2 separate regions of the Mus musculus genome follow, and region 2 is linked to region 1. A link is a loop called in an ENCODE intact Hi-C map of the cell type or tissue named here. Cell type or tissue: heart. All regions are shown on one strand. Links, peaks and the distances in the headings refer to the core of each region. The heading gives the core; the rest is flanking DNA.

What was found. Hi-C counts contacts between places; a loop is a spot of excess contacts. Peaks named below come from ENCODE experiments on the same cell type or tissue, not always from the same donor. Only the 100,000 strongest peaks of a DNase experiment are listed, where the experiment ranks them.
Region 2: a loop joins it to region 1, with 2.8 times the contacts of the local background. A loop is called at or near these places in 2 of 42 quality-filtered maps.

What each region holds. Positions count from the first base shown.
Region 1 is chr5:45,924,595-45,927,517 of GRCm38, reverse strand. 4930405L22Rik (RIKEN cDNA 4930405L22 gene) reads left to right here. Exons shown (of 3, transcript NR_110478.1): 3 at 312-696. Among named protein-coding and RNA genes, the nearest start is that of 4930405L22Rik, 6.4 kb to the left of the region's middle. In heart, for the core only: no CTCF peak of the experiment used is centred there; a DNase peak (open chromatin) is centred at 1,407.
Region 2 is chr5:46,070,918-46,073,840 of GRCm38, reverse strand. No RefSeq gene overlaps it. Among named protein-coding and RNA genes, the nearest start is that of Gm40298, 140 kb to the right of the region's middle. In heart, for the core only: no CTCF peak of the experiment used is centred there; no DNase peak of the experiment used is centred there.

The sequences.
Region 1 (2,923 bases), core at 320-2,819:
TTAATCTGTTGTCATTTTTTAAACTAATTTTCAGAATCTGTTTCCATGTTCCAGGAGAGTCTAGCAATACATGAAAAAAAAGCAATGCTTCTAGCTTTGAGTAGTAGTTGTTATGGCTCTTGTGTGTGTGTGTGTGTGTGTGTGTGTGTGTGTGTGTGTGTGTGTGTGTAACCAATAGAGGTCAACTTCAGGCATCATTCCTCAGGAGATACCTATCTTGGCTTTTGGTTGGTTGGTTGGTTGGTTTTGGTTTGCTTTGGGTTGGGACTTTTGTGTTGAACTGTCTTGTTTTATTTTTTGTTTTGTTTCAGTTTGTTGTGTGAGACAGCATCTCTCACAGGGACCTGGAGCTCACCAGTTAGGGGACACTTGCTGACCAGAGAGCACCCCCAGTTCCTCCTCTCTCCTTTTTGCCCCCCCAGAATTGAAATTTCAAGCGTGCCTCGGTGCCAAGCTTTTTATATGGGTGCTGAGGAGTTAAACCCAGGTCCCCATACTTGTACAGCAGGCATGTGACAGACTGAGATCTCACTGCAACCAAGCAGAAGACAAGCCTCAAGACAGCCAGCGTTAAAGGAATAATTAAAAGGAAGCATTTTAGAAGATTTTTAAGACTCAAGAAAGACTAAACAGCAACTAAGTAGCTTGTGATACAAATTGCCTTCTGCCATCTTCTAATCCCAATAAAAGATAAAGACAATACCTTATACAGGTGCCGGAAGAAGAAAACAAACAAACAAACAAACAAACAAACAAACAAACAAGCCACTAGTCTCCTCTATTCCAGAACTCGTTTCAGGGTTAAAGGAAGGGCGTGGAAGACACCAATTCAGAGCTCTAGAATTTCATGGACCTGTAAACTTTGTTCTTTCTGAGACAATCTTTATCCTGCCAGGGGCAGACACTAATTGAACTTCCACTCACATCTGAACTCCTTTAAAAGATATTTTACAGTCAATATTAGACAACAGGACATACTCTCAGAATAACAACCTAGTTAAAGAGAAAGCAAGGGAAAAGGCAGAGAAGCGGGTGTGCTTGTACACATTCATGTGTATGTCAGATGTGTTTATAACACTGATACTTTGTTTCTAGCCTCTCTTCTGACTAGTAACAATCTACAACAGGACAAAGGCTCACTGCAGCGGTTAGTAATCACTAGTAATCACTGGGGTAAAGTGCACCACAGCGTGTAACAGGTGTGGGCCAGATCGGCCCTGGAAAAACAACAAATTGAAATTAAGATAAGCTGAAACAACTTCCTGAAATAAGCTCTCTGCTAACCAGCCCTTGCGATATTTTGATTTGCTTCCTGCTTTGGTTTGAGAGGAAGAAAGACTTATTTTTAGACTGACCATGCTAAGATCACCAGCCCAAGGCCACACGAAGTGCAAGGGGTTAAACATAAGCCAGGCCAATACATGGAGACGAATGGTTAGTATTCCTAGAAAGAACAGTCCAGTTTTCCAGATTTCCTGAGGAAGGAGCTGCACAAAGTGGCTTATTTGATTTTGCAGACGGAAGCAGGTAGCATGAATCAAGCAGGAAGCAGAGTGCCCAAGAGAACGCTCAGAGAATGATTAAACGGAAGCAGTGTAGGTTTTTTTTTTTTTTTTTTAAATAATGACTTCAAGCTAAATTAGAAATCAGATGTGAAGGAATGAGCACAGGGTTTTAATCCCTGTGCTACCCTTACCAGTGGCATCTTGGATATCCTTCTTCACCTTTCTGAGCTTGCACAAAGTCCTCTACAAAGTGGGGAGGGGGATATACCGTGCATTTGGTAGGATTAGATTAAATTATAAAAGTTTATAGCATATGTCAATTGCCTGGCCTATATTACATGTTTTTAAGATGGATGACCATAATGATTGTAGTTGCAAGCTGCCCTCAAATGAAGATCACTACGGTTATTTATTCATCCAGAAAACGTGCATTGCGGGGCATTTATAGCACCCCAAATCCTCAAATTCAGTGTCCTACAACTCCAGTGGTAGAGAGGTGGAATGAGACTTGAGCATATGTTACTGATCTTACAGCAAACACATGGCTCAGTTCTGGAATCGTGGACAGAGCAATCTAAGAGAGGAACCAAGGTAAGCAAAGTTCTCAAACCCAAATTTGGAAGGCGCACAGTACTATGTGTGTAGGAAAGAAATGGATGGGATTTTACATTCAAGAAACTGTGTATACAAGGGAATAGAATTACAAGCCATCTCGTTCTTCCTAGAGAATCATAATAACTTTCTAACAGTCTATGTACATTTCATTTGTCATGAATATTTTCAAATGCAGTAACATCTCACAATGTACCGTGCACAAGGCAACCATGGTTGTTAAGTGGCTGGCAGTATTTTCCTATGCACCATTCAGCATTCCCACCTGGGTGCCTCTGCAGGTTCAAAGATTCAATTCTCATCCGTACCGAGAGAAGTGATGATAGAAATGACTTCTTCCTATCGTTCCATTCTTTCTCAGTTCTGTGGGTCGTGCACTTTTCTACATACCAATCAATTTTCTAACATCTATCAAATGGAAAATGTAGGCTTTAGCATGCACATAGCTCACATACATACATGCAGGCATTTACATTTATGCAGGTAAAGTGAAATAAATAAATGTTGAAAAAATTAATCTGTAACTGAATATATGTATACATACATGTGTAATGGGAAAATAGATATATCACAAATAGATAGCAGATAAATAAATAGATGGTAGAAAGAGAGGTTCGTAGATGATAGATAGATAGATGATAGATTACTTTTGCTTAACTTTACAGTTCTAAAACACTAAATTTTCATAACTAAATATATATAATCCCACTTGTCAAATTATAGAGAGAAATTTCTGTGGTCATAATTTAATATACACATTATTTCATGCCCAGATAGTGCATGGGTTTAATGCAGATTCATGTCAA
Region 2 (2,923 bases), core at 195-2,694, 150 kb before region 1:
CAGTTTACTACAATGGCATGACACAGGACATGGCAGGCCCAGGAGTGGTTGGCCAACACAAAGCAGACTCCATGGTTTTGTATACTTTTTGCCTAGTTTTCATTTTATTTGGGATTTTTTTTTTGTCTTAAGAGTTTTGGGGTTTTTCTATTTTGCTTCTTTCTTTTTGAGAGAGAAAAGGGAAATGAGATTGGGTTGGTAGGGAGATAGGGAGGAATTTGGATAGTGGAAAGAAAATGATCAAAATATAACATATGAAAATTTATAAAGTATTAATATGCTAAGCTCCATAGAGAAAAAAATGTTGCTATGCAAGAAGTAGGTAGTGTGAGTAGACGGGAACTCTAAGAATCAAAGGAAATGCTACAGATCTTAGTCACTGTGACAAGAATAAAGACCACATCCACCAGCTTCCTTTTTGGCCAGAGTAATGATGTGCCTACATTCCAATTTGCAGTATGTGAATAGAACTGCTGTGTGCAACTTCCAGGCCACACCTTTCAAATGCTTTGAAGGACTGTACTCCTTGTGGTAATTGTCATAGCCTTCTACGCACTCCATTGTACTGACTCCTTGAAGTTGTATACAGCCACGGGTTCAGTTTTGTCCAACAATGGAGGGAAAGCCATTTAACTGCTGAAGCAAGATTTTCCAGTTTGTTCTTTTCCACCACAGGTCCCAGAAATGTCGAAGATTCATCAGAGGTGGTGAGCAGGAGAAACTTCAAGCACCACCTCCAGAAACTTGTGGAAAGCGTACAATACAAGCAAAACAGAAACTGCAGATACTCTGAAAAATTGTAATTACTCTGTCACTCTCTAGCCTTTTTTTTTTGTTTTTCATGCTAGCTGACATGCAGACCTGAAGTGAGCCATGATATGGAAACAATGGAATGTAAAGAGCCTGACCTGAATCCTTGAAGAATTCCGGGAATAGAGACTCAATGCCACCTCGGATATTTTCATGCATGAGAAATAAACTTCAGTTTAAGCCTATTCAGATAATCTGAATCTATTCTCTATTGTATGGTTATAAGACAAGTCCTACCCCCTCCAGCTGTTTATGTATTTCTCAGTACCAAGGAAACCCTGAAAATGTCCTTTGTTACTGTGACAGCACATATTTAGGATCTGTGTGTACTACCAGGACATTGACAAACAGATTTGGGTGGCTCATTATCAGAAAAGGTTGAATAAAAATGCAGTCTGCTATCTCTCACATGGCTTTAGTCACTTGGAGAAGATTGATTGCTGCTCCTCCTTGGACTATGTTTGAAGCCCAATGAATTTAAAGATCTGACTAAACAGTGAAGTGATCAATATTTCCAATAAGGATAAAGTCGGCGAAGTGTTCATTGGAGGACTCTGTGTGTATAATAGGATCTGTCCCAGATGGAGCTTAAAAAGCACAACAGAAACACATACAAAGGCTCTGCTGAACTAGCAAGCATGCAGACAGATGTAACTACAATGCTTTAAATTAAGACACAAGCTATTTCCCCAGTAAGTTATGCACCAAATAAAGTCTCTTAAGTGATACATAGTTCCAAAGACTTTTGGAAATTGTGTACTTATGATGCTAAGTGGAAGATATCTTTCAAGAACAGAAATTCTATTTTAAGATGAATTTAAACCAAAGGCTTAATTAAAATTAAATATTAAACCAGTTCCTATGACTGGAAAGCAATATGTAACTTCGGTGAAAGTTTGACCCAACCGCTAAGACAACAACTACAATCTGCTTTTTCTCTTTGCATCTTCTGGGCGTGGTTTTCAATGTTGACTGCTCTGAGGCATCCTTCCTTAACATCCCTTAACTCTGAAGAAGTAGGACCACATATTCCAGTGCTTGGCCGCATGGGTAAGAACATGCAACAGCCACTCAGGAAAGGTGTGGAGTCTCAGTTTGCCTGGACTAGCTTAGGCCATAAGCTGTTGCAAAGCATATGTAGCAAAGGATGGCCTAGTAGGCCATCAGTGGGAGGAGAGGCCCTTGGACTTGTGACGATTATATGCCCCAGTACAGGGGAATGCCAGGCCAGGAAGTGGGAGTGGGTGGGTAGGGAAGCAGGGTGGGGGGTATAGGAGACTTTTGGGATAGCATTTGAAACATAAATGAAGAAAATATCTAATAAAAAATACTTGAGGGTTGATGCATGTTCTTGATCTTTTTGACATGTACTTAGCATCTACTGAAATATGTTTGTAACACACACTACTAGTCCCTTTCTTCTTAGCAGGCAACTAGAATATACTTCCCAACTTCTCTTGAAGCTAGTCATGGTCATATCATAAAGTCCTGGCTGATGGCATAAAAGGTTTACCCCAACAACATTTTCCCATCTGCCAGCTTAACGATAACAGACTAAACATTTAGAATCCAGTAGAACTACGATGATAGAAAATGCATCAACTCTTACTGAATGAGTAAGATCTGCTCACACATAACAACAGATCCTGAAGAAATCCAAAACACCATCAGATCCTTCTACAAAAGGCTATACTCAACAAAACTGGAAAACCTGGACGAAATGGACAAATTTCTGGACAGATACCAGGTACCAAAGTTGAATCAGGATCAAGTTGATCATCTAAACAGTCCCATATCACCTAAAGAAATAGAAGCAGTTATTAATAGTCTCCCAACCAAAAAAAGCCCAGGACCAGATGGGTTTAGTGCAGAGTTATATCAGACCTTCAAAGAAGATCTAATTCCAGTTCTGCACAAACTATTTCACAAAATAGAAGTAGAAGGTACTCTACCCAACTCATTTTATGAAGCCACTATTACTCTGATACCTAAACCACAGAAAGACCCAACAAAGATAGAGAACTTCAGACCAATTTCTCTTATGAATATCGATGCAAAAATCCTCAATAAAATTCTCGCTAACCGAATCCAAGAACACATTAAAGCAATCATC